Linked DNA regions of Homo sapiens: region 1 is linked to region 2. Evidence: chromatin loops called from intact Hi-C (ENCODE). Cell type or tissue: heart left ventricle. All regions are shown on one strand. Links, peaks and the distances in the headings refer to the core of each region. The heading gives the core; the rest is flanking DNA.

Evidence for each region. Hi-C counts contacts between places; a loop is a spot of excess contacts. Peaks named below come from ENCODE experiments on the same cell type or tissue, not always from the same donor. Only the 100,000 strongest peaks of a DNase experiment are listed, where the experiment ranks them.
Region 1: it touches region 2 in a loop (2.5-fold over the local background); 5 of 110 quality-filtered maps call a loop at or near these places.

Annotation. Positions count from the first base shown.
Region 1 is chr5:126,472,793-126,489,411 of GRCh38, forward strand. GRAMD2B (GRAM domain containing 2B) reads left to right here. Exons shown (of 14, transcript NM_023927.4): 5 at 473-576; 6 at 4,900-4,995; 7 at 7,664-7,735; 8 at 7,835-7,915; 9 at 10,671-10,782; 10 at 11,610-11,732; 11 at 12,894-12,981; 12 at 14,081-14,185; 13 at 16,007-16,100. Among named protein-coding and RNA genes, the nearest start is that of GRAMD2B, 58 kb to the left of the region's middle. In heart left ventricle, for the core only: no CTCF peak of the experiment used is centred there; no DNase peak of the experiment used is centred there; H3K27ac peaks cover 1,583 bases.
Region 2 is chr5:126,364,531-126,381,149 of GRCh38, forward strand. It overlaps LOC124901056 (a long non-coding RNA gene), which reads right to left and starts at 5,768. Exons shown (of 9, transcript XR_007058919.1): 1 at 4,150-5,768. It also overlaps a transcript of GRAMD2B not described here. RefSeq lists enhancers at 2,879-3,620, 3,621-4,361, 6,477-7,001, 7,002-7,525. In heart left ventricle, for the core only: no CTCF peak of the experiment used is centred there; no DNase peak of the experiment used is centred there.

The sequences.
Region 1 (16,619 bases), core at 6,225-14,224, 110 kb after region 2:
ATTCTAGCCTCTCTTGATGTGCAAAAGTTGAGGCAAGATGCTGGGTTCCTGCCATGACCTTCAAACAGGAGGTGTGGGTTATGTGCTCTTCCCCTAGTGAGGCCATGTATTTTGAAAACAGTCATTCCTGAAAATACTGGGGAAAAGGGGAACAGGTGTACTAATATCAGCACATGGTGACACACCAGGCTAAATAGAGGAGACTTGTAAGACCCCATTCTTGGTCTCTCAGGTACAATGGTAGATTTGCCTTTTCATTCTGATATTTATACTGAAGTTGGTAAGACTTTGAACTTAAAAGCAAACTGGTTGCCACAGCTTTCTTTCCATAAAGATGACAGAAGAAGAGGTAATAAAACTTTTGAGTGTGAATGTATTATCTCTGCCCATCCTTGAGTCACCAAAATATATACACGGTTTTTATTTTAAGTGGAAATTCTAAATGATGCTGTGCCTGTGTATATTTTCCCAGGCTTTACCTGTGCTCTACAGAAAGAAATACTATACCAAGGAAAGCTCTTTGTATCAGAAAACTGGATTTGTTTTCATTCCAAAGTCTTTGGAAAAGACACAAAGGTTGGTATAATTAAAAAAAAAAATGCTAACCCTATACTTTATTATATATGGTAAATATTAATCATCTTAAATTTAGCTATATTTGTAGATATTTGTATCATGGTTATTCTTTTATGTCAAGTTTCTTTTGTTGTAATTCCAAATACTATGCATTCTAAATGCCTCCAGAAGACACTAACTTCCCTTTTTCCCTAAACATTATTTTCTCACTCATTTGTTTATACACATATACCTCATATATACACATGTACCTCACCCATAACCATACCCTAAATCCTTTTTACTCAGATGTCACCAGAGAGCACTCAAAGTTGTTTATATGGAGGGTGTGCCATGATTTTCAAAGACATACATTTAAACCAAAATCATTTCTTTTAAGAAACATCAATTTTTATACCATATTTATACCAGTTACCAGTGATGCGTAGGACAGCAGGCCTATAAATAAGCTACTTATTAGCACTCCCTTTGTACCCTCACCAGCACAAAATGAGCAGGAGGTGGAGCAGTTAAGGCCTAGCCTGGGTAAGTCAGACATCCTCAATCCCAAGTGTACTCTGATATTACATCTTTTCATTATTATTAAATATAGATTTGGGGGAGCAGAGACACATGACATCCTGAGGCATTAAGGAGAACAGCCTAAAGGAATTGGCACTGCCCTCTAAACTGGGGACCGTGGGACTATGGCCTATCAAAGAAAAGATAATTCTATCCCACTGACATTTTTTTACCTTTGAGCTATGATGTCACATCACAGTTCATTCAGGCCTCCAGAATAACACCAGAGAAACACCTTCTTGGGTTTGCATGACCTTAGTGAGTTTTCAGTCATTCTGATTCATGATTATGAAGAAGCAACTTTCATACTCATGAAGTCGCTGATTAAAACTTCTTTTTGAGTAGTAGATGTGCCTTATTTAAATATTCTCTCTAAAACCACTGGCAATTGCATAAAGACCACTTAACAAATCTAATAGGAATATTTTCTTTTGTTGGTGTTGGAGCTAGAGGCTAACATACTATTCTTTAGGTAAAACATATTCTTTTTTATTGATTTTTTATCATATAGAGCTATGTTTAGCTAAGCATTATTTGATCGACAGTATTATCTGAATCAGTATAATACAAAGCAATATGAAGCAGTATTTCATATATTTCTACATTTCTGGATTAAAGGTCTTGTTCATGGAATGGGGAAGGGGATTGGGTAGTACTGATCAATGTGATATAGTTCTCAGGAATTCATAGAGAGCCAACATCTCTGAGCAGAGCAGCAGGGACTGAAGATACTAATGAACAAAGTATTAGTCTTTGTTAAGGGATGGGGGATTCACAAAGGCAGTCAGTGCACTTTCAAGCTAATCTGACTCTAGCAATGGTTTTAAAGTTCTACTTCTACCTAAGAACTGATAAAAAGAAGTTAGAAGGAGTGACCCTGGTTTTTTGAAGACATGGATATACTGAGATTGCTTTTACAACGTGTAACCTACAGAAGCAGGAGACTGAAAATTAGCAGGCCATGGGAATAAGAACCATGATAGTGACTTGTATGTTCCATCCCTTCTAAGGATGGTGTCAAAGGAGATTTGGGCTTCAGAGATGTTGCAGAATTTCCTCACTGCCAATGGACCTCAGTCCAACATGGTCCAATATGAGCTGAAGGCACCCAAACAATTGCTCTACAACGGGAACTTTCCAATCAAGTTCCCCTTCTAAAGCAGTTTACCCTGGAAAAATGTTACCATTACCCTGGAAAAATATTAATAAAGTATAGCCTTAATTTAATCCGGACCTTTTTAGTCAGCCTGTCGGTATTTTCAGATGCCAGTAAAATTAACATGCATGTATCACATTCTGTCTAAGCTCAAACTGAAAAGTGATTTAAGCTTTATTTTACAAATGTTATCTGGTTGTAATTTTATACTCATGAAGCAATTGCTTGAAAACTCCTTCTTAAGGGTGTTCCATGCCTTAGATTATGAAAAATCTAAATTTCTAGCCCTTTGTCACTGCATGTTTGTATTGTTGCTCAGAAACAAAATTAGACTCATTTTTTAAAAATCATCATCTAAGTAGATCTCAAATTCTTTTTTTCCAAATTTATCCCAACTTGTAAGTTCTGAATTGCCTCCTCCCTTTGAAAAATGTTGTGAGTAGAGTTCTTTGGCAAACAGTTTTTAGAAAATGTCTTGATTGGTTTAGCCCCTTGTTCTTCCATAGTCTTCCAGCCTAGATCATTGAGGGCAATAAATAAGCCCATCTCATAAACCCAGATGTGAATGCAAATATTCAAAATTAAAAGCTCATTTTGTGGCCAGGCACAGTGGCTCACGCCTGTAATCCAGCACTTTGGGAGGCCAAGGCGGGCGGATCACCTGAGGTCGGGCGTTCAAGACCAGCCTGACCAACATGGAGAAATCTCATCTCTACTAAAAATACAAAATTAGCTGGATGTGGCCGGGCGCAGTGGTTCACACCTGTAATCTCAGCACTTTGGGAGGCCGAGGCAGGCGGATTACCTGAGGTCAGGAGTTTGAGACCAGCCCGAACAACATAGAGAAACCCCTTCTCTACTTAAAATACAAAATCAGCCAGGCATGGTGGTACATGCCTGTAATCCCAGCTACTAGGGAGGCTGAGGCAGGAGAATCACTTGAACCCAGTGGGTGGAGGTTGCGGTGAGCCGAGATCGTGCCACTGCACTCCAGCCCAGGCAACAAGAACGAAACTCCATCTCAAAAAAAGAAAAAAATTAGCTGGGTGTGGTGGCGCATGCCTGTAATCCCAGCTACTCAGGAGGCTGAGGCAGGAGAATCACTTGAACCTGGGAGAAGGAGGTTGCCGTGAGCCAAGATTGCACCATTGCACTCCAGCCTGGGCAACAAGAGCAAAACTCTGTCTCAAAAAAAAAAGCTCATTTGCTTCCTTCAAGCTGGCAGTACTTACATAAAGCCCATCTCTTTGAGAATATGTGAGGCATTTTCAAGAAGTAGATGTTCAAGTGAGTGTGAGTTCCTAGGGAAGGGGGAAGTCAGATCATTTTACCATGGCTGTGCGTGACTCTATTTTCAGGGATTGAAGTGATGTGATCCATTTTCCTTTGAGATCAAACTTGGTTGGAGAGGTATAACATAAATTATCATGAACTTCTCTGTTCTTTGTGCCATTTGATACATTCTTATAGCACATTGTATTGAAAAGAACCCACATTTGGAATCAGATTGGCTTGAATTCCATCTTTGTAACTTCTTATGTAGGACATGCACCTCTCTAAATAAATTTCTTTATTTCTCATAATATTGACTATGTATGATCATAATTAAATTAAATTCTATCTGGTAAATAGGTATCAATAATGGTAGCTTCTATAGTTACTGTTGTTGTTATTCTTTGTTGAACCAGAAAAGTATTTAGAATTCTTTTATGTCACCCATCCTGATTTCATGAAACAAGTGAGGAGGCGAATGAAATTTTTATTCAACACTGGGCATTTTGCATATATTATCTCACTTAATCCACAGAAAATCCTGAGAAGCAGACGAGGCTATCTCCAATTTATAAATCAAAAAACTGAGGCCTAGAACGGATAGCTTACAAGGGGGAGTAGGTCATGTAGATACAGGTTGAGAATCCCCTATCCAAAATGCTTGGGACCAGAAGTGTTTTGGATTTCAGATTTTTGCAATATCTGCCAACATATAACTGGCTGAGCATTCCTAATCCAAAAATCCAAAATCTGAAATGCTCCAATGAGCATTTCCTTTGACCATCAATATCAGCATTCAAAAACTTTTAGATTTTGGAATAGTTTGGATTTATGATTTTCAGATTAAGGATGCTCAACCTGTAGTAACAGAACTGAGCCAAGAATTCAGGTCCCAGATTTTCTATCCAGTGATGGTCCTATTATACCAGTGCTTTTTAACATGCACCTAGAGACAGAGGAGAGTAGGGCATGTGGAAGTTAGCCCAAAGTGGATGACCACAAGCTTGAAATTTCTTTAGAGCCTTGTGCTTATCTTTAAAATGAATACATATTTTGCATTCTATTTCCATGTCTGAAGATAAACGTTTCCCACCAAGATCTTCAGTCCAATTGATGATTAAGATTTATCCTCTGGCTTAGTAAGCCCCACTTTGAGGAGCTCAGTGATACATCCCTGCCACTCTGTAAGACTGGCTTTTTTTCATGGAGGCTGGAGAGCTTGCTGCTGGTTTTGATTTCTGTTTACCTTTTTTTTCTTTTTTCCTTAAATGTGAAGATTTGAAGTGCTGTTCTGTCAAGTCTGAACTGGCATTAACTTGCTGATTCTGTTTCAGATCTCTATTCCAGCTTTCTCGGTAACCCTAATAAAGAAAACCAAAACTGCTCTTCTAGTGCCAAACGCCCTGATCATAGCAACAGTCACAGACAGGGTGAGTATGCAGCCGAGCGAGGGCATCTTTGCTTTGTCCTCCTGCTCTGGGCTCTGCTGCCTAAGGGGTCTCTTGCCAAGGACCAAGACTCCAAACCATAAATATCATCTCCTGTGGTGAATCAGGAAAATTCCATAAGACTAATTTTAAAAATTATAGCCTGTAGACATTCATGTAGTGCTGTTTCCCTTCACAAAGTGATTTATTCTCATAGAAGTGTTGCCAATTTTGAATTTCCTGCTGACTTAATTATACTTGCCTGACCAAGGTCAAAAAAATAAAATTCTTTCTCAACTTCTGCTAGGTCAGGCTAAACTGATACATTCAGTTCCTTTAATAATAGTCTTAAAGGGAAAAAAAAAAAAAAAAAAAGGAGGTCAGGCCTTTAATTCCAGCACTTTGGGAGGCTGAGGGCTGAGGTGGGAGAATTGCTTGAGCCCAGGAGTTGGGAACCAGCCTGGGCAACATGGTGAAACCCCGTCTCTACAAAAAATATAAAAATTAGCCAGGTGTGGTGGTATGTGCCTGTGATCCCAGCTACTTGGGAAGCTGAGGTAGGAGAATCACTTGAGCCCAGGAGGTAAAGGCTGCAGTGAGCCATGATTGTGCCACTGCACTCCAGCCTGGGCAACAGAGAAAGACCCTGTCTCAAAGAAAAAGAAAAAGGACAAGGCCAGGCATGGGGGCTCACACCTGTAATCCCAGCACTTTGGGAGGCCCAAATGGGCAGATCGCTTGAGTCCAGGAGTTCAAGACTAACCTGCGCAACATGGTGAAACCCTCTGTCTTCAAAAAATACAAAAATTAGCCGGGTTTGGTGGCACACACCTGTGGTCTCAGCTACTGGGGAGGCTGAGGTGGGAGGATTGCTTGAGCCTGGGAGACAGAGGTTGCAGTGAGCTGAGATCGAGCACCACTGCACTCCAGCCTGGGTGACAAAGCGAGACCCTGTCTCAAAAAAGTAATAAATATATATAAAGAACAAGAACAACAAAACCACCACCTTACTGACAGGGTGAGGCAGGCAGGTTGATAGTGAGGAGTTCCTGGTGTGGGGGTGGCCAGCCTCCCCATAACCTCAATCAATACCTCCCTAGAGCCATTCCAGATAAATAAAACTTGCACCTGCTCTGCAACTGCAGGTACAGGATCAGTTTTTAGACCTGCTTTACTAACAGCTTGCCTAAACTACCTTCTATATAGAAATTCCAGAGCTGAATTGACTATTGGGCTACCACAGACATGCACAATCAGAAAAATTTACATTAAAGTGGTGTCTATTTCAGCTTGGCAAGAAAGAGGGAGTGGAGTGGTCTGGTTACTTTTCACATGAATTTTTTTAATCTTTCATGAATTATTTCTATGAAAGCATAAACTCTACATTCTATAGATTTCATTTCTCCTTTTTCCTTTTTTATTTTTTCTTTTTTCAATAGAGATGGGGTCTTGCTATGTTGCCAAGAGCTGGTCTCAAATTCCTGGGCTCAAGTGATCCTCTTACCTCAGCCTCCCAAAGTGCTGGGATGACAGGCATGAACCACCATGACTGGCTATAGATTTCCTTTCTAACCATACTAGAAAACTTGTAGAGAGGAGAAGAAAGAAGGAAAGATAAAAGAGACCATTCTGATAAGCTAGAAAATATGTTAATATCTATTTGGGGATTTTTTAGAAATACTAATAGCCAACAGGCATCAGTATTTCCTCCTTGTCAGGCCATGCACTAATGCTTTTTTTATATTTTCTTGCTACCACCCTGTAATGGATAACTGTTATTAAGAAAACTGAAAGTTAGAGGGGTTAAGCAATTTTCCCAATGTCACCCACTTAGTAAGTGTAAGAGCCAGAATTTGCAACTGGATCTGCCTGATGCCAGAACCCACAATATTAATTACTTTGGAATATAGTACTTGCTCGGAAATAATTCAAGTTCCCTCATTGGTGAATGAGAAGGATAATCACAAACTCATGGAAAGGAGGTCTGAAAACATTCTATGGCATAAATAGATGGAAAAAAAGTAAATTTTTATATTTTCTGAACATATTGTTTATGGTAAAATCATTTTTCCTCATGTCATTTGTCTTCACATGATTTGTCTAGCTTTGATTTTACTCCTTTCCCATGGCTCACTTATAAGTCTCCACTAGAAAATCTCCATATTTGTACAAGGAAGAATCTGGAAGTGGCAAGAAAGAGAGCTAGCCTATTAGAGCCACTGGGAAGTTTTCAGTGGAAATCTAGGTCAGAGCAGAGAAGGCGGACCCTCGGGAATTGTTAAATACCCTTAAAAACAAAAACAGAGGGAGAGAGATTTTAAAGGGGATCTAGTGAATGTCACCAGCCTTTTCTTAATGTCCAGGCCTTTTCTTCTCTGGGCTTGTTTGAGGCACCAGTGACAGGCTTTTGGAGCCTTCATTTTGCCCTACATGTATTTATTACTCTTAAATTGGGTTTGAAGATTTTGTTGCTTTTATGGGAGAATGTTTGCTTTATTACAGGAATGGAATAAAAATGGAATGTTTGAGTGAGAGGAATGAGAATATAGATCAAAGAGAGGTCCATGTTGTTTGAAAATGCAAAAGCTGTATACAGATACTTTTCTGAACTCTCAACTCTCACTTCTCATCCGGCAATATCTATTCATAATTATCCTGTTTTGTTTTTCAGTACATATTTGTCTCCTTACTCTCCAGAGATTCAACTTACAAACTACTAAAATCTGTGTGTGGACACTTAGAAGTGAGTATGATGTCCCTGAGCCTCAATTACTGTCTCTCTTCTGTATTTCTTATGGTTTCATAGTTAATCTGGCTTTTCGTTTTGTTCCAATAATTTCAGAATACAAGTGTTGGTAACAGTCCCAATCCATCTTCTGCTGAAAACAGTTTCCGAGCAGACCGCCCTTCATCTCTGCCTCTGGTAAGTTGCCCACATAACTATCTAAATGCAAAAGAAAGGGAATATGTCCCACAATTACACTTGTGCTTACACCATGACCAGGGTGTGGGAAGAGCTTAGGACCAAAATATTTGAGGTACAGTTGAAGAAACAGGGCATATCTTCCTTGAAGAAGAGGAAACCATAGTAGCCATAAACTTTTTCCAAGTAATTGAAGAGTTGTCCTGCAAAAAGAAAGAAACACCTAGTAGACTATCTTGGTGAGTTACTGGTCAGTGAATGCATTCATAAAATCTTGCTCTGTTTGCTTGTCAATATTGGCTTAGAGGGATTCACAAATCTATTTGAGGTAGGACTGAATCATCCCACAAATCCTTAAATGTCTTCTGTGTTCAAGGCACCATGCTAGTGCACACTGTAGGATACCAGGAAAAATTAAAACTAATTTATGCCTTCAGAGACTTCACAACTTAGAAGAGAAATGAATATGCTCAGAATTAACTGTAAAAAAAAAAAAAAAGAAAGAAAGAAAGAAAGAAAGAAAGAAAGAAAGAAAGAAAGAAAAGAAAAAAAAAGAAAGCTATAATGCCCAAGTGACAGGTAAAGATTGATTCATTCCCTTAGACTTTGTAAACCGTAGAGTAAATCTCCAGTGGGAAGTAGCTCCCTCTGTGTAAGATTTGTACCCATAATGGTTATAATGTTTTCCCAAGAGAGTTCCAACCATACCATTCAAATGATTATAAATATTCTACATTAGTGAAGCAATATGAGCCCATGGTTTCAACAACTCCCACAAATCTTTTTTTTGAGAACAGTTTAAAAGTAATGGGATTGAAAGCGTTTTCACACAAACACTTGTACAAGAATGTTAATAGCATTATTCATCATAGCCAAAAGGTGGGGAAAACCCTAATGTCCATCAACTGATTAATGGATTTTTTAAATGTGGTATACCTATACAATGGGATATTATTCAACCATAAAAAGGAAATTAAGGGCCAGGCGCAGTGGCTCACGCCTGTAATCCCAGCACTTTGGGAGGCCGAGGCGGGTGGATCACAAGGTCAGGAGTTCGAGACCAGCCTGGCCAACATATTGAAACCCTGTCTCTGCTAAAAAATACAAAAAATTAGCCAGGCCTGGTGACGCATGCCTGTAATCCCAGCTACTCAGGAGGCCGAGGCAGGAGAATTGCTTGAACCTGGGAGGTGGAGGTTGCAGTGAGCCGAGATCACGCCGCTGTACTCCAGCCTGGGAGACAGTGCAATGAGACTCCATCTCAAAAAAAAAAAAAAAAGGGGAGATGAAGTACTGATACCTGCTACAATATAGCAATATAGATGGACCTTGAAAGCAGTATGCTAAGTGAAAGAACCCAGACTCAAAAGGCTACATACTGTATGATTCCCTTTATATGAAATATCTTGAACAGGAAAATCCATAGGCACAGAAAGTCAACTAGTGGTTGCCAGAGAATGGGGTGAGGGAGAAATTGAGAGTGACTGCTAATGGGTATGGGCTTTCTTTGGGGGTTGATGGAAATATTCCAGAACAAGATTGTAGCCATGGCTGTACAACATTGTGAATATTCTAAACACCACTGAATTGTATACTTTTAAATGGTGGATTTTATGTTACCTGAATTTTATCTCAATTTCTTAAAAATCTACCTTGAAAAACAGTGGTGGGAAGCAGTACAGAATATAATGTAACACACTTGATTTGGAATCCAAGAAACCTGGTTTTAAATCTGGGCTCCACCCAGCTATGTTATAGCATCAGGCAAGCTTTAACTGCTTTGACTCAGTTTCTTCATCCATTAAAATGCCAGCTTCATGATGTGGCTGTGAAGATTAAATGCAATCATGTATGTAAGGAGCTTTGCATACTGCCTGATATGAGATAGGCATTCAAGAAATCATTACATTGAAGAAATTTTCAATTTTCCTTCTCCTATAAATCCTTGTATGAAATCGAAATGAGTGTTGAGATGAACAAAAGACAGCTAGTTCAAGGTGAAAGGTTGGTAATTTGCTTACAAGATGAGTCTCTTCTTCATTTGGCAGCTGACTAAATTGTTAAAAGCTCAGCCTAATTGTACCTTTGCCAGGACATTTTAATGACACCATTTGTCTCTTCAGTTCTTAAGCACTTTGGGGAACCAGTAGAATACAAAGTAGAATGTCTGTGCTTTTTACCTTACTCCTACATCATCTTTCTAAAATTTAAATGTACTATCACTAACCCTGTTTTGATTTAGTTGAGGGGAGAAAAAAAGCTTAAACTTTACTTTCAGGGTCTAATTGGCTAAAGCCACTTTTCCTTTTCTGTTTCCAATACTTTTTTAAAAAAATTATAAGTTAGTAATATCTTTCTCTCTGTCTACATATTTGAACTTGGATTTAAAGCTTTCTATTTTTTTCTCTTATATATGTCTGTAGTAATCAGGTTTTCTCATTACGAAGTGCTAATGAAACCTTCAGCTTCACACTGGAAGCTTCTCAATTATTGGCATTCTGGGTGTTTTCCTAGACATTTGTTGTTTCGAACGAGTTGGCCAGTGTTTGTTGACAGAATTTTAACTGCCTGAAAAATCTGTTTCAGTAACCAGATACTCAGTCATCTGTTGGGAAAATCCCAGTCGTATGGAGTAATCCTTCCTTCTATTCTATGTTTTATAGGTCAGGCCTAGGTGAAAGGGCTGGGAGTTACAAAGGCCTGCCTGTTTACTAAGGGAATATCAGCCTGTCTTCATTTCACTGTTTCCTTTCAGGATTTCAATGATGAATTCTCAGATCTGGATGGAGTGGTTCAACAAAGAAGGCAAGACATGGAAGGATATAGCAGTTCTGGTTCTCAAACTCCTGAATCTGAGAACTCTCGAGGTTTGGGAAATTGTTGTATTTTGACTAAAATTTAATTCCCCTCAAAACATCCTCACCCCACCCCCTTAAAAAAAAAAAGAAAAGAAAAGAAAGAAAAAAACCCACATTGTCTTCCTAGTTAAAAATCAGGAATGGAATCTGGAGAAAGGATGCCTTGAGAGTTGGAGGGAAAAGAATTGCCTATGTGGTAAAAATTCATTTGCTTTTATGCACATTTAACAGAGGTCTTTTAAATAGACCTAACGTTGGGGTGGTTGAGAGAAAAAAACATACAATTTTGTTTTTGTTTTTGTTTTTGAGGCTGGAGTGCAATGGCACAATCTCGGCTCCTGCAACCTCCACCCCCCGGGTTCAAGCAATTCTCCTGTCTCAGCCTCCTGAGTAGCTGGGATTACAGGCATGCGCCATCAAGCCCGGCTAATTTTTGTTATTTTTAGTAGAGACGGGGTTTCACCATGTTGGTCAGGCTGGTCTCAAACTCCTGACCTCGTGATCCACCCACTTTGGCCTCCCAAAGTGCTGGGATTACAGGCGTGAGCCACCGCACCGGCCTATTTTCTTCCCTCTTATTTCAATAATATTTTTAATTGTTACAGCTGAATTATCCATGTGAGTTGGTTGGAAAATGAAAGACTATCCTTATATCACTTTATTACTTATTTGCTTAAGCATTCAATTTCAGCCCCAGCCACCACAACTAACTTGTGAGACCATCCATTCACATTCTTGACCATTATGCATGTTAAGGGATTGATTTACTTGGAGATTAATCCTGTTTTTAAATACATTGGAGAGAACACTTACCCAGCTCTGTTTTGGCTTAGTAGATTTCCATGCGACAGAATCCCAAACAGTTCTGAATGTCTCCAAGGGAGAAGCAAAGCCAACTCGGGCAGATGCCCATGTGAACAGAGTACCTGAAGGAAAAGCCAAGAGTCTCCCTGTACAGGGTAAGGAATGGATGTCTCAGGGGGGTGGGTTTAGAAGGATTGGAGATGTCTGTTTGTAACTTTTTTTTTTTTTTTAGACAGCATCTTGCTCTATCACCCAGGCTGCTGTAGTGCAATAACATGATCTTGGCTCACTGCAACCTCTGCCTCTTGGATTCAAGCGATTCTCGTACCTCAGCCTCCTGAGTAGCTGGGATTACAGACGCATGCCACAATGCCTAGCTAATTTTTGTATTTTTAGTAGAGACAGGGTTTCACCATTTTGGTCAGGCTAGTCTCGAACTCCTGACCTCTAGTGATCCACCCGCCTCAGCCTCCCAAAATGCTGAGATTATAGGCTTGAGCCACCATGCCCGGCCTATTTGTAACTGGGTTTCACCTTATGACTGCTTTTCATATTCCCTTTCCTCCCTTTGTATTATAGGTCTTTGCATATTAATTCACTTATTCTTTTAGCAAACAGTACCCAGTTCCGTGCTTACAGTGGGGGATACAAAAGTGAATAGCCTTCATGGAGGTCACTTCATGATTCTGAATACATGAGATTATCTTTCAAAAATTTCTGTTACTGTAACCCCAGCACTTTGGGAGTCTGCGGTGGGAGGATTGCTTGAGTCCAAGGAGTTCAAGACCAGCCTGGGCAACATAGTGAGACCCTATCTCTACAAAAAAGTTAAAAATCAGCTGGGTGTGGTACATGTTTGTAGTTCCAGCTACTTGGGAGGCTGAGGCAGGAGGATTGCTTGAGCCCAGGAGGTCAAGGCTGCAATGAGCTGTGATCACGCCACTGTCACCTGGGCAACAGAGTGAGACTATCTCAAAAAAATAAAAAATTTTCCAGTAAAACTCAAATTTCTTATTTACTAATTATTCTAATAACTAGCTATACTGGTAAGGGAGCAAGGATATTGTTATATTGTCCATCATTGATTCCAGTACAATGCTTGACACAAAGAAGGCTGTGGATAGGTATGTAATCAATGGAATGTGTTGGAAGGAATTGTAACCACTGGTTAAAATGACAACTGGGAGACTTGATATTTTCTCTGATTTCTTTTACCTGGGAACAATTACCTCTCTCAAGTACCCCATAGGGATATTGCTGGATAAAAGAAGTGTGTTATGGTTTTAAACAGTTGTTTTTTGTTTTCCTCCCAACAGGTCTGTCAGAAACTGTTGGAATCTTACATAAAGTCAAGTCTCAGAAATGTCCGATGCTTCACCATATTCTTATATTCTATGCAATTGTGTAAGTACATGAATTTACTGTGAGTGACTAAGAAAATGATTCCATTCGCTAAAGGAATAATCTCTTCACACTGCCAAGACCTACTGTAAATCTCAATTGTCTGAAATGTGACCTACATCTTTACTTTGACAATTTCTGTCTCCTACTTCAGGTTTTTTTCCTTAGGCTTAGGTCACATTTTCATGGTTGTGCCAAACCCTGCAGAGGACTAAGTTCTGAGTGGGTACCATTAGTTGGGAAATTGCTCTGTGAATTATGAAGCATCTTTACCCTTGTTATTTTTTTTACCTTATTTTTTTAATTGACATATAATCATTGTAGGTATTTATGGACTACATAGTGATGTTTTGATACATATAATGTATACTGATCAGATCCGGGTAATTAGCATATCCATCACCCTTATCATCTCTTTGTGTTGAGAACATTCAATATCCTTCTTTTAGCTATTTGAAACTCTATCATTGTTAACTTTAGTCATTCTACAGTGATATTCAACACCAGAACCTATTCCTTCTATCTAGCTATAATTTTGTTTTGCCATCTGTCCCATGTCCCCTGAACAGGGGCCAACACAACTTGAAAATGTTGTCCTCATCCCCTTTACCAAAAATGTAGGCATAGACTTTTTTAACTTCTAGCGTGTAACCAATTGTTCTTCTGAAAATAGCCTGACCCAGTTCTAGGCTGTTCCTCCCAACCAAGGAAAATATGCCCAGTCTGGTTTCCAGATAAAGGAGGGAGTCACCAGAGAACATGGCTAAGATCTGCCCAGGCTCTTCTGGCAGAGGACGGTAGTACCGCAGGGAGGAGGAACACTGGCTTGGTACTCCAACTTGGGTCTGGCTCTGACCAGTGCTATTAGAAGGGCCATTATTTGCAAATTAAGGGACTTGGGCTAGAGGATTTTAAGTCTCTTCTAGCTGTAAGTTTTATAACAAGCATCAGCCTGTTTAAAAAGGATGTTTTTAAAATCTTTTTACCAAGTTATTTTGGAAAATACCTTGCCTCGGGTGTACCACATTGGCACTGAGTTGTTTTATGAACATCAGATCCTGGCCGTTAACCTAACGAAAGTTTCTCTTTCATCCGTTTCCAGTGTCTGTGCACTAATCATCTCGACCTTCTACATGAGATACAGAATTAATACTCTGGAGGAGCAGCTGGGGTTACTAACCTCCATTGTGGACACCCATAATACTGAGTAAGACGATTGCCTCTAGCTGTCATCTGCTTGCCATTCTGCTTAATATAATAATTGACCTGAACTTAGCATCCTTCTTAGTAAACATTAATTGGAGATACATTCTGTATGTGACATTTTGTTAAGTGTATATGTGGAAAGTAAAAAGGTAGGAGGGTCTAGAAATGAATGACCTAACCCTGTACTATTTTGGAGTTGTGGTAATGTTGCTAGTAATAAGGCAAGAAACAAGCCTAATTTTACATTATCTTGCTCGAATATGCTAAGATGCAGTTGTGACCTTGCCCCATTTATTAAACTACACAAGTTTACCTTAGTAAAATGGCAATAAATCAAGACACTCAGAGAAAGAAGCAATTCAAGAAACTCAGCACATTTTATCATGTATAACTTTTTATATTAACTCACTTATTTGCAAAACTCTTGACCACTGTCAAGATCAATGTGACTAGTAATTAATTGAATGTGTCTGTGAAGATTTTCCATCAGTCTTTTTTTTAACATGCCTGGCCTAATTAAACCTTTTCAGACATAGAGCTCTTTTCTTTAAACCTATTTACAAGAAGCTTTTGACACATTGCCTAAAAAGTGAAATAATTTATGCCATGTTAGAAAGTGTACATTTAGCCCAAGTTTTTGAAGTAGAGATATTTCCTGACAGAGTATTCACCACATGCTGAAGGCTCTATTAGAATGGATACATACACATACAAATACAGATGATTTTTCCTCATTATATTTTCACCATAACCTTAGAATAGAACTGTTCCCATTTTACAGATGAAGAAACTGAGACTCAGAGTAATAATTAGTTTAATGTCTTACAGTTTGCAGATTCAGCTGCAGGTCTATATAACTACAAAGACCATGGGCTCCTCAGTCTACCAGTGGCTCTCAAATTTTAATTTGCATCAGAATTATCTAGAATTGTTTAAACAGATTTCAGGGCTCATCTCCAGAGTGCCTGATATAGTAGGTCTGGGATGAGGCCTGAGAATTTGCATTTCCAGCAAGTTCCCAGGTGGTGCTGATGGCAATGGTCTGAGCTCTATACTTTGAGAAATACTGTGTTATACCATTCTAGGACCTTTCTTTACTCCATAGGAATTACCTTTAGGTGGCTTACATGTATGCAGGCATACAGGTTATTTTTGACCCATAAATATACACTTGAACTAATAAAATACAAAAGCCTAATAAACAGTTTGGTATGGATTCATACTCTGCCCTTAGTTTCTCCCATCTTGTTCAAAAAGTTAATATTGGCATAGAGATAAGAAGTGACTCCAGGCCAGGCACAGTGGCTCACGCCTGATTATGAGACAAGGGCAATTATAGTTGTATGATAAATCTCAAAGAAGAAACTACAAAAGTCTCGTGTTTCAAGGGACATTTGATTAACTAGATAAGGACATTCCTAAACTTGTAAAGTTCTAGTATAAATAGCTCAAAAGTACAATAATTCTTGTAAGTTTATGCTCTGGTGGAGACAGAAAGGATATTAGGGGTTAATAAAAGGGTTCTAAGAAACCACGTGCTTGAAAATAATTGCCTGATTTTTGTTTAGAAGCCGAAACACACCATATCCACTTAAACAAAAATAGCTTAAGAGATTTCCCGCTGAGCTTTTAAGAATTAGTTCCCTAAACATCTAGCCTGGAGTTGCGGATTACTGCAGGGCTTTGTCTAATATTAACAAATGAAATGTTCATTCTCTTCTATTATAAACCAATTTTCTGTTCAAATAAATTTTAAATGTGTTCATTCCACTTCTTTCCTTGTCATCCCTGCCCATAATAATTTTTCTCTTTTTTCTTACAGACAGGCAGCACCATCTGGCCTGAGGTCACAAGTACAATTCAATGTGGAGGTTCTCTGTCAAGAGCTTACAGCTAACATAGTGAAATTAGAAAAGGTGACCTATTTCTTTCCTGTGTATGGGGGCAGTCACAGTAGTGCCTGTTGGTTGCCCTAGGTCAGGTCAGGGATTACACACTCAGACGCCGTTAGTGTGCCGCAATAAACCTACATGATCAACCCTGGCTAGGGGCTTTTTATAGTAAATGTGGAAGAATATTTTTTATTTCCACAAAGAAATAGGTCTTAATCTCATTTTCCTTGAAATACATAGTCTTGTAGGTCTTTTGTTCTTCCTCCTTGATTAGACATATTACTTAATAGCACAGGGCCCAGTGGTAAGTGACTACTGACATCGGAGCTTAATGTAGGGACATAGTAGGGAGTGAACTGGAGACCAACCACTGGCTTGGCCAGAAAGTACAGCCCCAACTCCACCAAGGCTGACTGTTCCCATAGGTAAAATATTGCATGTAAGTCCTATTAGAACCATGGAAGATAGACGTCATTGTTCCCTATCTGATAGGGGAAGAATCAAGAGTTTCAAATTAGCTTGCTGAAGGTGACACACCTAGAA
Region 2 (16,619 bases), core at 3,746-11,745:
ACGTTTTCATTCTCTCAAGAGTCACAACAGGGAGGAATTCTACAAAGCAGCATGATGTGAAGAGGATCTAGATTACCAGGTCAGGAGTGGAACATGAATCAGGAGGCAGCCCTAGCTCTGCCACCAACTATTCAAGTGACCTATCCCCACTAGTGATAGATCTATAACAGGAAGTATTTTAAGTACATGCATTCTAAGGTTCCTATTGGCTCTAAAACCTCTCCCTCTATATCCTCTATCATCTAGTTTCTAGACTAATCTCAAAAACATCTTGGCCAGTGGTATGTTCATTCCCAAACAAATCTTTCTGAGATGTTTCATAGAATTCTCCAAACATGTCTTTGATTCTGTTTCCACTACTCTGGCCCCTGGTGCTCCAGGTGTGGGAGGGAACAGAGAAGATGTGTCGGTTTCTCACTTTGAAGGGTAAGGCCTCTTGAAAATAATGACTGTATTTAGTGAATATTGGATATACTTTCAGAATTACCAAATGATTTTGATAATCCTTTAGAGTAAAACATAATTTTGATGATGATAAAATGTTCATTGTGATTATCTCTGGTGGCTGAGGATTACAGATGATATTTTTCTTCTTTATATTTTATTTTCAAAATGTTTGTAATGAGTATACATTTTGTTTTGTAAACTAAAAAAGCAGTATATTTTAAAAACCTTAGTGGCACAAAGTTGTGAATGTAGTTCATGCCACTGAACTATATACTTTAAACTGACTAAAATAGTAAATTTATGTTATGTATCCCTTAGGCCAGTAAAATTAATACAAAAAATAACCTTATGGGGGACGCTAATAATCATACTATCTTCAGAAGTATTTCTCTGAAAATAATTATCAATTTGCATAAAATCAAACAAAGGCAGAATATGCAATAACCACTATGCAATTTGACAGATAATAATGCTATTGAAATCAAGAATGCTGCTTTTTAAAATCTGGTAACTCTGAGGTCAAATGTGTATGTTTTATCAAACACCCAAATGTGAATGTTTAAATGTTTACAGCGGTGTAAGGGAGTCAGCTCATGCTTGCTCAACTGTCAGTTCATTACAGGCTCAATTCCCAAAGTCACGTTCAGTGTATCATGTCAGCAGCTTGAAATCAGCTGTGGTAGGAGTATTTACGCTGTGGAAATTGGCCAGTGCTACAAATCAGAGCTTTTTTTTTTTTTTCCTGGAAAACCGGTTTACCAATGCATCACTGTTTAAATAATAAACATATCAATCAACAGAAAGTTCTGCAAACAAAATTTTTAAAATCAACTATCTCAAATCATTTTATAAATTTAAGCAAATATAGTTAAAAGCACTAAAAAGACTTACCCAAGCTGGTGGATAAACTAGAATAGGAACTTGGGTTTTCAAATTTCTTACCTTTATATCTTAAAGCCCCAAATGCACACAAAAAAAGAAAGATTATCTAAAGTCCAATCTTGCCATGTCTACTTACATGTTTACTGAAGCTGCAAGATCAACTTTCTAATCTTCTGGGGGCAAACTCCCTCTAAAGTCATGAGCTGTGGCAGATAGTAATAGTTCTCTGACAAGGGGATAACATATATCCTTTCTCTGCATCCTCTCAAAGGGTTCACAACTTTGGGAGAGAAATCAACCCCCTCCCCTCTTTATCATAAAAACCGTAGAATAAAGAAGTTTGAAGGAGAGAGGAAGGGACTTAAGATATGCTTTAGCCCATGAATTAGACTGGAATATTCCAAGCTGCTTGGCAAGGTCATTATCACCAGTGTCAACACTCCATGGGCCTAGACTGTCAATGCTTGCCCTCCCTCTAGGATTAGGTCTTCCACAAACCACGTGCAAACACACAGCTGTTGTCCCATTGAGTAAAGCAAATCATATCTTTCACTTATATCATATGACTCCACTCAACATGAGTGAAAGTATGACCAACTCAAAGATCCTAATCTTCATTGTCATTACCATCAGTAGTATTTTCTGAATGCTTACTATGTACAGGCTTCATACTTGAAGTTTACACATATTATATCAAGTCCTCCAAACAATTTTTTGAGATAGATATTATTGTTATTCCCATTTTTACAAAAGCTCAGAGTAGTTAAATCCCTTTCTAAAGTAACAAAGCAATGAAATAATCAAGCCACCCTTTTCCAGGCAACCTGACCCCTAAACTAACACTCTAAACCATGAAATCAAACAGCCAACCACAGGAATGTGGATATATTTAATTTACACCCACACACCGGTTTTCCATACATGGTTATTCCATGTATGGAAATATGGTGACAACTGAAATTCAAGGTGATTTTACCAGACCAAGGCTTTTTTTTTTTTTTTTTTTTCTTTTTGAGATGGAGTCTCGCTCTGTTACCCAAGCTGGAGTGCAGTGGCGCGATCTCGGCTCACAAAAACCTCCGCCTTCCGGATCCAAGCGATTCTTGTGCCTCAGCCTCCAGAGTAGCTGGGATTACAGGCCACGCACCACCACACCTGGCTAATTTTTGTATTTTTAGTAGAGACGGTGGTTTCACCATGTTGGCCAGGCTGGTCTCGAACTCTTTATCTCAGGTGATCCACCCACTTCGGCCTCACAAAGTGCTGGGATTACAGGCGTGAGGCACCACACCCGGCCCAGACCAAGGCTTTTTTTATCCAAATCACAGTACTATGTGCTTAGAGTATACAAGCTAATTGTATTAATAATAGCCTAAACACAGCATAATTTATCAAATAAATCTTAAGGCACAAATATTTCTAACTTCGCTTATTTGTAGAGAAAATCTCGTTTATTTCTAAGTGTAAATTTATATTCCATGGCTCTGGAAAACTCCATTTTGAAGCTCTGTTAATCTGGTGGTTCTGGTTTGATCTTATGTCTCAATATCCAAATCCTACACCTGTAAAAACTGGAGGAGGAGGAGGAGGAGGAGGAGGAGGAGGAGGAGGAAGTAGAGGAAAAGGAGGGAGAGGAGGAAAAGGGGAATATACAGGCATGAATTCCGCACCTCCCATCCATCGAGCCTAGCATCAGTAGGCATATTAGTTTCTTATTTATGGAATCCAGAATGCTCGGATATAATAACCAAAGATTATTATCATCATTGCACAAGACTACATTCTTTGAATTATGGACCTTGTTTCATTGAAGAAAGAAAAAACTCTTATGGCCAAACTTTAATTTGTAGGGCTTAAGCAAAGAAAACTAGAGCTTCAGAAGATTTTCTTTTCTTTTCTTTTCTTTTTTTGATTTGGATTCTCACTCTGTCGCCCAGGCTGGACTGCAGTGGCGCCATCTCGGCTCACTGCGAGCTCCACCTTCCCGGTTCACGCCATTCTCCTGCCTCAGCCTCCTGAGTAGCTGGGACTACAGGCTCCCGCCACCACGCCCGGCTAATTGTTTGTATTTTTAGTAGAGACGGGGTTTCACCGTGTTAGCCAAGATGGTTTCGATCTCCTGACCTCGTGATCTGCCCGCGTCGGCCTCCCAAAGTGCTGGGATTACAGGCGTGAGCCACCGCGCCCGGCCGAGAAGACTTTCAACATTATTTCTCAATTCCCATGGAAGGATATAAAAGAGTCTCTGTGATTTTTATTTTAGTTGTATTTTATTTATTATATATTATTCATTTTGGCCACTGTGCATGTTCCTTTTATAGTTATATTTACATAAACGTCCTATTCCAGTTGTTTATCTTTGACCACCTGGTCTTTGTTTTAATTTGCACACACACAAATGAAAGCTGTGGCACAGGCTAGGAGGGCTTGGGCAGAGGCCATGTCTAAACAGTCAAAGGGCTCAGGCAGTGGCTGTGGATGGCTGCACAGCAGTCAACTGCCATTAATCTTGAAAATAAAGCTGTCAGAATTCACATTTTCTTTCAATGATCATGTACTATCAAAACCTTATTCCTATTTAAACATAAAGTCCAGCTATAACTACTTGCACATTTTGTCAGCTTTATCACAGGCAGCTCATATCAAGAAGTGAAATTCACCGGGCAAGCCCCAGCTGGCTCCAGCCCTCAGACAGGTTTAGGATGCCTCCTCCCACCAGAATCTGTTGTGTTAAAACTTGAATGCCCTGAGGGAGGCAAAAGCATTCCTTTGTTTACCACTCTCTGCTGGCTTCTGTCCCTCCCCCAGGGTTTTACTTACCTTTCCGGTTCCTAAAGGCCTTTGAGTTTGTGACCCCTGCTCTAGACTTTCAGAAAATCTCACCTTTGACACAATTTCTTATAATAAGGATTAACTCAACATCTTACATAAGAGTTCAGCCAATACTGTTTAACTACGTCAGTATGCTTCCCATAGGCTAGTAAATTGCTGCGTAACTGAAATAACCGTAACACCCGGCTGACTGGAGTAATGGGACCAACTCATCTCATTCTGCTTCCAAAGCATCGTGCATATGGCCATCGAGCTCATCTTTCATCATTTTATTTCCATTACCTACAGGATAAAGCTTGAACTAACCACACTGGCATCAAGGTTCCTTCATAATTCAGCCTCCAGATAAATGTTCACTATTCCTCTACTTCACCAACAAACTCTCCACTCTCCACTCTCACACACATACCTGGTCCATGCCCATTTATTTGTTCATGAGCACTACTCCTTTCCCTTTCTGCCTTCCCCATGACCCCACATTGAAACTCAAACCCCACATTTTCCATTAGACTTTTATAAGTCATACCAGTCTCAATTGATTTGCCTCCTTTTAACTGTAAATGCTCAATAAATACTTGTTGAATGAATGAATGAATGAATGAATGAATGAATGAATTCCAGCATGACCACATGCTTACTATTTAATTATGGCCAAGTGGTTTAACCTTTTAAAGATATAGTTTTTTTAATCTATAAAAATGTAATTTGGGCAACGATTAAATGAGATGTTATATACGAAATTATCTAGTAGAGATGCTATATTGACTCAAAAGATATTAGCTAGTACAGAGAGTCAATAAATATTAGCCTAATTCACTGCCTTTCTATCGCTTTTATTTTTAGTTAACTTTTCAGTTATGTAGACTGTTTTTTCCTAGCTTCATTGTTGAAGCAAGGACCCATTTTTTAAAACTTTTTATATCACTCGCTGCAGCTAGCAAAGAGCTTTGCTAATAAATATATATCAGTTGATTGAGTGAGTACGAGGAAAGCTTATCTATTGAAAAATAAGTTCAAAGACTGTTCACTGACACTGGAATTTCCTCCTTTAGAGACATTTTGTTCTAAGTTAGGAATTGCCCCTGTTTAATCCAAACCTGCATGAGACAGAGAGTAACAGACTACATTTCACTGACCATTAACATCTGTGCCAGTAAGAGTTGTCTTTTGTTTACAAGGAGCAGAAACTCCCATGCAGGTTGTTGCTATTGTATGAGGCATGGTGACTGGTTTAATTCAGCAATTTAATATAACAGCTTATTTAATGTCTCCAACATTTCAACTCAATTTCAGCACAGAGATAAGAGAGGAAAGAGAAATATAGACCGTGCTCTGTCAAGGAAGGACAGGGAGGAAAGCTGGGGGCGGTGCACCTTCAGAACTGTAGCATGAGGGCGCTCAGCAGTACTAAGGTGACCACCTGCCCCAGTTTGCCCAGCACTAAAGATTTCCTGGAATTTAGGGCATTCAGTGCTAAAACCAAGAAAACTCAGCAGGAAAATATTGTCCAAAATAATGTAATATCACTGAAAGACTCACTTCAAAAGTGTTCTTAGGGTCAATACAGCATGTAGAGCAGCACAGACCTGTCCCTGCCAGGTTAGCAGTTGGTTAGAGCAAAATGCTAATGAGGCCAAGGCTAAAGGTTTGCTTTGATTTCCCAGGAAACTTTGCTCTCTTCCACAATCAGAAACTGTGTACTTCTCTTAAGCCAGCCATTCTGCAATGTCACTGACTAATCACAAGGGGAACAAGGAGAGAGAGCATAGCTACTGTGGAACAAATCTTTCACTGGTGCTAGTAACGAGGGTGGAGGGACACTGATGTTTTCCTTGTGCATGAACATTTGTCGCATGAAGAAACTCATTTTCTGAACTTATTTGTTAGTAAAATGCATATCTAGGTAACAATAATGACACATAATTGCAAATCTCTACTGCATATTCTCCTACGTATTTCATTCTAATCCTGTGAAATCAGCATAACAGATATCAAACAGAGCAGAACTGGGATCACCTGCAGTTGCCCAGCCAGCAAGCAAGAGACACATTCGAACTCTCGCTTCCTACTGTTTGTTTGTTTGTATTTGTTGTTACTGTTTGGGTACAAGTCACAGCCTCCTATAACCCAGCAAAATATGCAACCTGAATATTGAGACTCCCTTGACTTTGTGTATATCACTTCCATAAGAACTCCAGAACTCTTCAGGTCCCAAGGACCAAGGAATGCAGCCTTAAAACTGCTGTACATCTGCCAAACATTGGCTGCAACACACACAGTGTGCTGGTCATTTCCTGCGTGAGTACAGGCATAAAGCACATCCACATTGCTCACCCTGTTGGTCAGGCTCAGGTGGTTAGAAAAAGCATCCTGCTTTTAATGTTTAGATGCTGCCAGTCTCTGCACCTCATTGTTTTGTTTTGTTTAGGTGTTTACTTTTCCATGCTTTTCTGACTAAATTCAGATTCAGTGGTGTTCATCTTAGTGAACTAAAAGTTGAATTTCCCAAACACATTTATTTCTTTACAGCAAACATAGGTAGGATGAAAACCGCCCTGTGTCACACTGATATGTTAATCATTAACTGACTTTTAAAAACATAGCCTCAGCTAGATTGAGTCACATGAAGAAAGAGCTTCCTGCAATTCAAGGACTGTACAAAGCTGAAACGCAGAGATTTTCATATTATTTGGGAGACTCAGAAATGAGCTTTTAAGGTTGTTCCTTGACTTGCGGGTCAATAAGCGCACAATGGTGAAGAAAAGGCTGCCTTCTAGTGACACGGTGTTCCGGTTTGAGACTCCGGGCAGCCCAAGGAAGGCCAACGTGGAGGCCTCACGCAGCTCCACAGACAGCCCCAGCTCGGTGTTCCTCAGGTGGGTACAGCCTGGGCCTGGCCATCCACGTCTGTCCCCCTGGTGGCCTCAGCTACCCAACTGGTGACCCTTGGAGAGCTCCTTTTTCATTCCTGGAGGTAGGGATCAGCCATGGGAAGAGAAGGTGCAGCCTAGGCATCCTGACCAGTGGATTCGAAGGGGGTATGTAATAAGGGATGGGCTCTTCTGAGCAAATAGAACTATTATTACTATGAAGGAAAAATAATTTTTAGTGCCTTCTTTAGTACTTTCTTAGTACTGGATAACTGGTCACTATGCAATTCCTCAATTCTTGACTCACTCTCAGGTTCATAAGAAGTGAAAACAAATCGTTGAACCCCAAATCGACTTTGGTATCAAAATTACATGAACTATTATTAAAATAATAATTATTAAAATATTAAGATAATTGCCTTCTTTTTGCCTTTCCAATTTAAATTTAAAATAGTAGCAACTGTTCTCTGGTTCAAGTACTTACTGCATAGTGATTTATAGCAGTTTTGGCCAATTTCAGAACATATTCATTTTAGCTATAAACTCATCAGTATCCAAATCAGCACATTAATATCCACATCAACACCACTCTAATAACTACATATTTTTCATGAAAATTTATTTTTCAAATTCTTTATTCATTTTGTCTCATTATATTTATCTAGCAATTTATAGAATGTAGAAATTTAGTATAAGTGGAAATCACATATTCAAAAGAAAGTTTTTCATCCAACTTTCATGTAAACTTTAACGTAGCATTCATGTAAACTTCTCAGAATAACCCCCACACCCAAACTTTACTTTTTGACAGCACCATATCCAGAAATTCAAGAGTTAAATATGATCGTTGTTTTCTTTTTTAAATGGTTTTAAATCATTTACACAAAAAGTACTTTAAATTATAGCTTTCAAAAATTTAATAGAAAACAAAGAAGTTCTATTTTATTTAATTGCATTCACATATCAGAATGCCAGGTTATGAAAATAAATTAAACACTTTTAAAAAGAAGTTTTAGAGACCAAAAAAGTGAATGTGTGCAAATTGTTTTGTAATATATCTATTTTCAAGTTACTTAATTTTTCTATCCATTATTAAAATGAATCTATCTTACTTGTATTAGTAGTTGAGCAAGGGTATAATTCTGTGATTTAAAATGTAAAACTTAGGCAAACAAAGAGAAAAAATAAAAATAAAATAAAATGTAAAACTCATCCATTATTTCCATATTTTGCTGAGCTTCAAGTGCCTCTTGAATTGCTTTGTCTGTGGAATCCATCTCTTAAGTAGACTGTCATGCAAATTCTTCTTTGGAGCTCAAGCTCTAACCAGGAAAAAAATTAAATTAAATCAAAATGTATCAACAAACAAATAAATATTAAAACAAATACAAAATACATAAAGTATAATTGAAACAAAATAAATGTTTTCATAATTATAGATAAATAGAATAAAAGTAAAATAAAACCCACATCAACTTAAATTCAAGCCTCTTGCAAAAAAAGCTCCAGCCTATGTCACCCGCATATTTGAGTATTCAATATCAAATTTCTATGTTAGCATCTGTAAGTGGTTTTTTTAAATGTGTATTAGAACCGACCTAAAAAAATTTAACATATCTCTAAGTAGGTCAGGCATTGAAGGACTTTTAGTCTAGTTGAAAGATCTATTTAATGTATTGTGTAGAAAATCACTGAAAATAATTTGTGGAAGCATTCAGGCACACATTGGTTAAATCTTTGAGATAAAAAAATAAGACCAGGTAAACACTTTCCTTTACCTTCTAAATAAGTATTGAGAATTTATGTGGCTGTTTTAGTATCACATTATCCTTTCAGTGAACTAGAGCTAATAAAATGTACTTGCAGATCAACAAGCCACTTCAAATAGGCACAGATACAATTTACACAGTGTTTGTATTCAATCACTCAATTCAACAAAAGTTTATTGAGTAATTATTATATGCCAGGCTATGTACAAGGCACAGAGGTTACAATCATGAGTGAGATAGACTTAGTCCCTGCTCTCATGGAGATTTAGTTTAATGTTTAAGACAGGCCAAAAAAATGAATGAATGCATATGTGCATACATAAATACATAATTCAAAAATTAATATGTTTTATAGGAAACAAAGCTGAGGCAGACAGTAAGATAGAGAAAACTACTTTGGATGGGGTGGTAAGTAAAGGACTCTCCAAGGAAGTGATATTTAGGCTGACTTAGAACCAGTCATCATAAGACTGAGAAGGAGCGTGGTTGCCCTGCATAGGGAAGATAGGGAAGAAGTCTAGAGGAAACTGCGAAGAGTGGCACCCATGAAATCAGAGAGATAAACAGATGATAAGGGGGGTTAGAGTTCTATTCTAATTGTGGCAGGAAGCCACTGAGGGTTTAGAATAGAAGAGTGTCATAACGTGACATTCACTTTAAAAGAGCACTCTGGCCTACTTGTGGTTGATTTCCAGTTGTCTGAGCATTCAAGCAATGCTGCATCTTGCCTGTTTCCCCTGGTACATTGTGGAAGGGTGTCTCTAAGGCACATACCTAGAGGAAATGTTCATCATAGATTATGAACATGATTAACTTTTTTTGCCAATGTCATTCTGTGTTCCAAAGTTCTGTGTCATTTGCGCTACCACCAGCAGTTATTCTGCTGTCTCAGCAACACTGGAATTGTCTGATTTTTTTACCTTTTTCAATCTGCAAGGTGTGAAATGGTAACTCAATGTGGGTTTAATATATGTTAAACTAAGAGGAGAAACATCTTTTCAACATGTTTAGTGGTCTTTTTTTGTTTTCTCTTCTATAAAATGCCTACTTATGAATTTATATCCCTTTTGGAGGAAAGAGGTCACTATCGTTTTCTTCTTTTGAGATAGTTTTTTAAAATACTCCAGACGCTGATCTTTTGTTATGTGTTGCAAGTATTTTATTCCAACATATGACTTGTCTGTTTACACTCTCTACTATGTCTGAGTTCTTATTTTAATTTGTTAGTTTATTAATTATTTTCTTTATGATTTGTTTATGACTTAAGAAATCCTTCCATACCCTGAAGTCTTAAGAACATATGTATTTTCTGCTAGAAGTGTGTTTTCCTTTCAAACTAGGATTCTTTCTGTGTTTAGAACGTATTTCCTTTTCTGATGTGAATTAGGGCATCATTCTAAATTATTTGTAGAGATAATAAATTGTCCCACATTATTTATTGAATAGACTGTCCTTTCGTCACTAATCTGTAATGCCAGCTCTGTCATATATCACTGTCTTAATTACCATCACTTTATAATAAAAAATCTGCTAAGACAAGACTCCTTACCCAGTTCAGAAGTGTTTCATTACGTTGACCCTTTGTTCTTCCACTTAAATTTTAGAATTAGCTTATCAAGTAAAACTTTTTAAAAATGAAATTACATTAAGCCTATTGTTCAACTTGAGAAAATTCAACATCTTTACGATGTTAAATATACCAATTCATAAACATGGTATAGCTTTCCATTTATTTAGGTTTTCTTTAATGTCCTTCAATAAAGTTTTAGAATATTCTGCATAAAGATCTTACACATCATGTTAGATTTATTCCTAGATATTTTACACCTTTGTTGTTATTGTAAATATATTTTACATTGTATTTTCTTTTGTCAATGTACAGAAATATAATTAGATTTCTAAATTGATCTTATGTTCAACATCCTTGCTAAACTTTTAATAATAAACCTGTAGACACTAAGAGATTTTCTTTGTAGACAATAATATTGAAATAATAAAAATTTTATTTTTACCTTTCCAAAATTTACTCCTTGAAATCTTTTTGTTTTTTTTTTTCGAGATGGAGTCTCGCTCAGTCACCCAGGCTGGAGTGCAGTGGCGCGATCTCGGCTCACTGCAAGCTCTGCCTTCCTGGGTTCACACCATTCTCCTGCCTCAGCCTCCCGAGTGGCTGGGACTACAGGCGCCTGCCACCACACCTGGCTAATTTTTTTGTATTTTTAATAGAGACAGGGTTTCACCATGTTAGCCAGGATGGTCTCGATCTCCTGACCTCGTGATCCACCCTTCTCGGCCTCCCAAAGTGCTGAGATTACAGGCATGAGCCACCGCGCCCGGCCACTCCTTTAAATCTTCTTTTGCTTTATTACACAAGCAAGGAACACTAGTATAATGTTGAGTAGATGCAATAATTCTAGATATCCTTGTATTGTTCCTGATTTTAAAGGGAATGCTTTTAATATTTCAGGATTTATCAGCTGTTTTCAGATTAAAAGTTTCCTTCTAGTTAAAGTTTTCCAAGAGGTTGTTAAAGTTATTCAGTGCTTTCCCAGCCTCCATTGAGTTAATCCCCATTTGAAAATCTTTGACATTGATAATGTGCACAGTACCTCAAAATTCAAAATTTGCAGAAATCATCGTTTCTCAAAATATACAGAACATTAAGCAGACTTGGAAAAACATGAATTGCTGTAACGTCTATAGGTAGTTGACTGGGAAAGGCTTTGGTGAATTAAGAGTTTCATAAATTATCACTCCGGAAATTTAAGAAATCAAAAACCTCTATTGGATCAAGAAGCTTTTGGAGATTTATTATGCAAATTAGCCATTAGGCAAAAGTGAAAGTTGCTCAGTGGAGTTAGTGTGTAGAATAGGACACCATGGCCTTTGGGAGTACAAACAAGGCCCAAGATGGGAACTGAAGAGGACAAAAATGAGGCAGAACTAATCGGAAATGTTAGGAGGGTGCTCAAAGTCCTTCTGTGTTCTGGGATGAGGTCCACTCCAGGCTGCAGTCAACGATAACCTTGGTGTCCAAGGCAGCCCCACAGTCACACTCATTATGCCTCCATTTAGTGGCTCCAATGCATCTGTGTCTTCTCCTCTATTCTAGCTGCCACCAGTGGGTAGGAAAGAAAATGTTTGCCCTTCTTTCCTTCTGCCCTCTTCTCTCAAGAGCTTTGTCTTTTCTTAGCCAACCCCACTTCTCCTGCTGTTACAAAAAGGACAGGAGCACTCTATGGCACCAGATGAACAGGAACACAGCAGACACTGTGCCATGACCCATTTTCACTAGTCAAGCCCATGGGCTCAGCGCCTGTTCACAAGACTGCTATGTAGAGGCTGGAGTGGGGCCAAGTCCTGGAAAATGAGGTTACTTCTCCAAGAGCAGGGATGAGATGGAAGCATTCAAAGGAAGCAGCACTGTTTTAAGGGGATATATAATGGCATTAGTTTTCTGGGTGTGGAGCAGGTATTTCAGCAAATGGGCAAGGTCAGGGCAGGAGGACCTATGAACTCTGCAGAGCTTCACAGAGGAGAGTGAGGGGCAGGCTAAGACAGGAGGCAGAGAAAGAACAAATTGCACCAGGATATAGTGAGACATGGCTATGGAAGTTAAAATGAGGAGGTTGTCAGAGGACTAGGCTCTCTTAGGAGAGTTAGAATTTTCCCAGCAGGAAAGAATAAAACTCGCCAGCAGTGTCATTGCAAGGAGCGAAAGGACCTCTGGTCTCTTTCCCAGACTTCACCAGATACTTCCGCACATTCAATATTTTCTCAATGCACATGCTCTATCTAGTTGCCAGGCTGTTGAACATGCTGGAAGTCCTCTTTGATGGCCTCAAAAATTCCTATGCCCTTTCAAGATGCACCTGGAAGGTCTAGTTTAAGCTCTGCGTAACTTCCCTTTGCCACCCACACCCCCACTCTCATCCCTCAGAACTAGCAACCTTTTAATTGTTGGCACTATATCCTATATTAACCACTTATCAGAATGTATTGCCATCAGGATGTATTTATTACAAAGCCAATGCAGCTTAAGTTTCTACCCTCACTTATAAGACAGCTTCTACTGTCCAAGGCCCTGGGAGGGCCACTGGTAAGGTGCGCAGATAGTCCTACATTCCTGAAAAATTTGCAGATAGTATTTTAACTGCAAGTATAATTTCTGTCTCTTTCCACTCCTATTTTTCCTCTTTCACACTTTTCCTCCAGTCAGATATGTAGCCAAAGGCATTTTTGGCATTCTGAACTAAGGGGAAGTTGTTCAGAGATACATTTAGTTTGGTATTTGTGGAATCTATTTGTGTGATTTGCCTTCATTTCTGTGTGCACGTAAGTTATCACTGGCTGTATGGTATTAGAATGGCTTCCAGGAATACTCCTACCACCCTCTAAGCCAATATGCCCTGCTCTGGGGCATGGGGCAGAGTCAGAGATGGGATCATGATATGAACATGGTGTCATGCATCAGAAGTGTGTGGGTAGTGGAAAAGAAAATAAGTTTGAAATGTACAGAGCCAGAAACTAGTTTCTGACAAATTTTTCCAATCATCAGATATATAAATCATAATATACATAAATATATAAAGTGGTAGATTCTATTCTTTTTATTGCCTAGTCAAGACAGTTCTCTCCTATTAGGACTATATACTCGATAATGCAGCTAATATAATTATACCAACCTTATTCTTTTTCTTTCTTTTTTGGTGATATTTGTGCATAATAGACTTTATCAGAATTCTTGTGTTTATAAGGCACAAACCCGAAGTAATACTAAAAACACCCACTGCATTTGTGTATGTGTCACATAGTAGATTATCATCACATTATCAAAACTGGGTTTGGATTTGAAATAAATCTTTAGCCCATCAATAAAAAGGTAAGTTTTTTTCTAGAGAAAAAAAACTAAACCACCTTCTTTTCTGTTTACTGAAAATATTATGAGGTTGTTGCCATATGAAGAGATCAATGAGTATCAGCTATAAATTATAAAAAAATATTGTAGAATATGTCAGACAGTTAGTTCATAAGAGCACTATATTACTTTTCTGGATTTGGAGATGTTTATGGAATCTGTAAACTCTTTCCAATTCATAATTTGATTTTTTTCCTCATTTAAATGTATAATCACTTTCATGCCTAATTCCTTGTTCGTACTTTTCTTAAAGAAGACTCTAAAATTGTATAAGCTTCAGGCCCATAAAACCTGGATCTGCCCTCTGATTATAACTTCTTCTATGCCCATGGTCTCCAACAGATCTGTTTTTTCTATTCGTAGAACTTGATACACACTGTATACTTTGCAGCACTGAGTGAAGGAATGGATGTGGTTTTCCCAGCTAGGGGAATGAACTCTCAGCTAGCGGAATGAACTCCCAACAGGAATGCATGTTGGCTTGTGACTGCCTGTTATCAGCCCCTCATTTTTGGAAATTTTGAAAATATTGGTAGGAAAACTAATTTTACACAAATGGTTTTGAGTAGTTTTTACTTTGCCATTTTTTTCAGACCACCAAAAATTGTTATTTTAAAAAATACACACTATTCAATTACCCATTCTGAAATATTTGACTCACTTTTTTTATTTCAGTACGTTTTTGGGAAACAGGTAGTGTTTGGTTACAATGATAAGTTCCTTAGTGGTGATTTCTGAGATTTTGGTGCACCCATCACCCAAGTAGTGTGCACTGTACCCAATGTGTAGTCCTTTATCCCTCACCCCCCTCCCACCCTTTCCCCCAAGTCCCCAGAGTCCATTGTATCATTCTTAAGCCTTTGTGTCCTCATATCTTAGCTCCCACTTATGAGTGAGAACATACGATATTTGATTTTCCATTCCGAGTTATTTCACTTAGAATAATAGTCTCCAATTCCATCCAGGTTGCTGCAAATGCCATTATTTCATTCCTTTTTGTGGCTGAGTAGTATCCCATGGTATATATATACTACATTTTCTGTATCCACTCATTGATTGATGGGCATTTGGGCTGGTTCCATATTTTTGCAATTGTGAATTGTGTTGCTATAAACATGTATATGCAAGTATCTTTTTCATGTAATGACTTCTTTTCCTCTGGGTAGATACCCAGGAGTGGGACTGCTGGATCAAATGGTAGATCTATTTTCAGTTCTTTAAGGAATCTCCACACTGTTTGCCATAGTGGTGGTACTGATTTCCATTCCCATCAACAGTGTAAAAGTGTTCCCTTTTCACCACATCCACACCAACATCTATTATTTTTTTGATTTTTTTATTATGGCCATTCTTGCAGGAGTAAGGTGGTATCGCATTGTGGTTTTGATTCACATTTCCCTGATCATTAGTAATGCTGAGCATTTTATCATATGTTTGTTAACCATTTATATATCTTCTTTTGAGAAGTGTCTATTCATGTCCTTAGCCCACTTTTTGATGGGATTGTTTGGTTTTTTCTTGCTTATTTGATTGATTTCCTTGTACATTCTGGATATCAGTCCTTTGTCAGATGTATAGATTGTGAAGATTTTCTCCCACTCTGTGGGTTGTCTGTTTACTCTGCTGATTATTTCTTTTGCTTTTCAGAAGCTTTTTAGTTTACTTAAGTCACACCTATTTATCTTTGTTTTTGTTGCATTGGCTTTTGGGTTCTTAGTCATGAAGCCTTTGCCTAAGCCAATGTCTAGAAGGGTTTTTCTGATGTTATATTCTAGAATTTTTATGGTTTCAGGTCTTAGAGTAAAGCCTTTGTTCCATCTTGAGGAGATTTTTATATAAGGTGGGAGATGACGATACAGTTTCATTCTTCTGCATGTGGCTTACCAATTATCCCAGCATCATTTGTTGAGTAGGGTGTCCTTTCCCCACTTTTTGTTTTGTTTGCCTTGTCAAAGATCAGTTGGCTGTAGGCATTTGGCTTTATTTCTGCATTTTTTATTCTGCTCCATTGGTCTATGTGCCTGTTTTTATACCAGTACCATGCTGTTTTGGTGACTATGGCTTATGGTATAGTTTGAAGTCAGGTAATGTGATGCCTCCATAATTGTTCCTTTTGCTTAGTCTTGCTTTGGCTATGTGGGCTGATTCCATATGAATTTTAGGATTTTTTTTTTCTAGTTCTGTGAAGAATGATAGTGGTATTTTGATGGAAATTGCATTGAATTTGTAACTTGCTTTTGGCATTATGGTCATTTTCACAATATTCATTCTACCTATCCATGAGCATGGGATGTATTTCCATTTGTTTGTGTTGTCTATGATCTTTTTCAGCAGTGTTTTGTAGTTTTCCTTGTAGACGTCTTTCACCTCCTTGGTTAGTTATATTCCTAAGTATTTTATTTGTTTTGCAGCTATTGTAAAAGGGGTTGAGTTATTGATGTGATTCTCAGCTTGGTCGCTGTTGGTATATAGCAAAGCTACTGATTTGTGTACATTAATTTTGTATCCAGAAACTTTGCTGAATTCATTTATCTGTGTTAGGAGCTTTTTGGATGAGTTTTTAGGGTTTTCTAGGTATACCATCATATCACGGGCAAACAGTGACAGTTTGACTTCCTCTTTACCCATTTGGATGCTTTTTATTTCTTTCTATTTTCTGATTGCTCTGGCTGGGACTTTCAATACTATGTTGAATAGAAGTGGTGAGAGTGGACATCCTTGTGCTGTCCCAGTTCTCAGGGGGAATGCTTTCAACTTTTCACCATTCAGTATAATGTTGGCTGGTGTTTGTCATAGATGGCTTTTATTATCTTAAACTATGTCCCTTGTATGCTAATTTTGCTGAGGGTTTTAATCATAAAGCGATGCTAGATTTTGTCAAATGCTTTTTCTGCATCTATG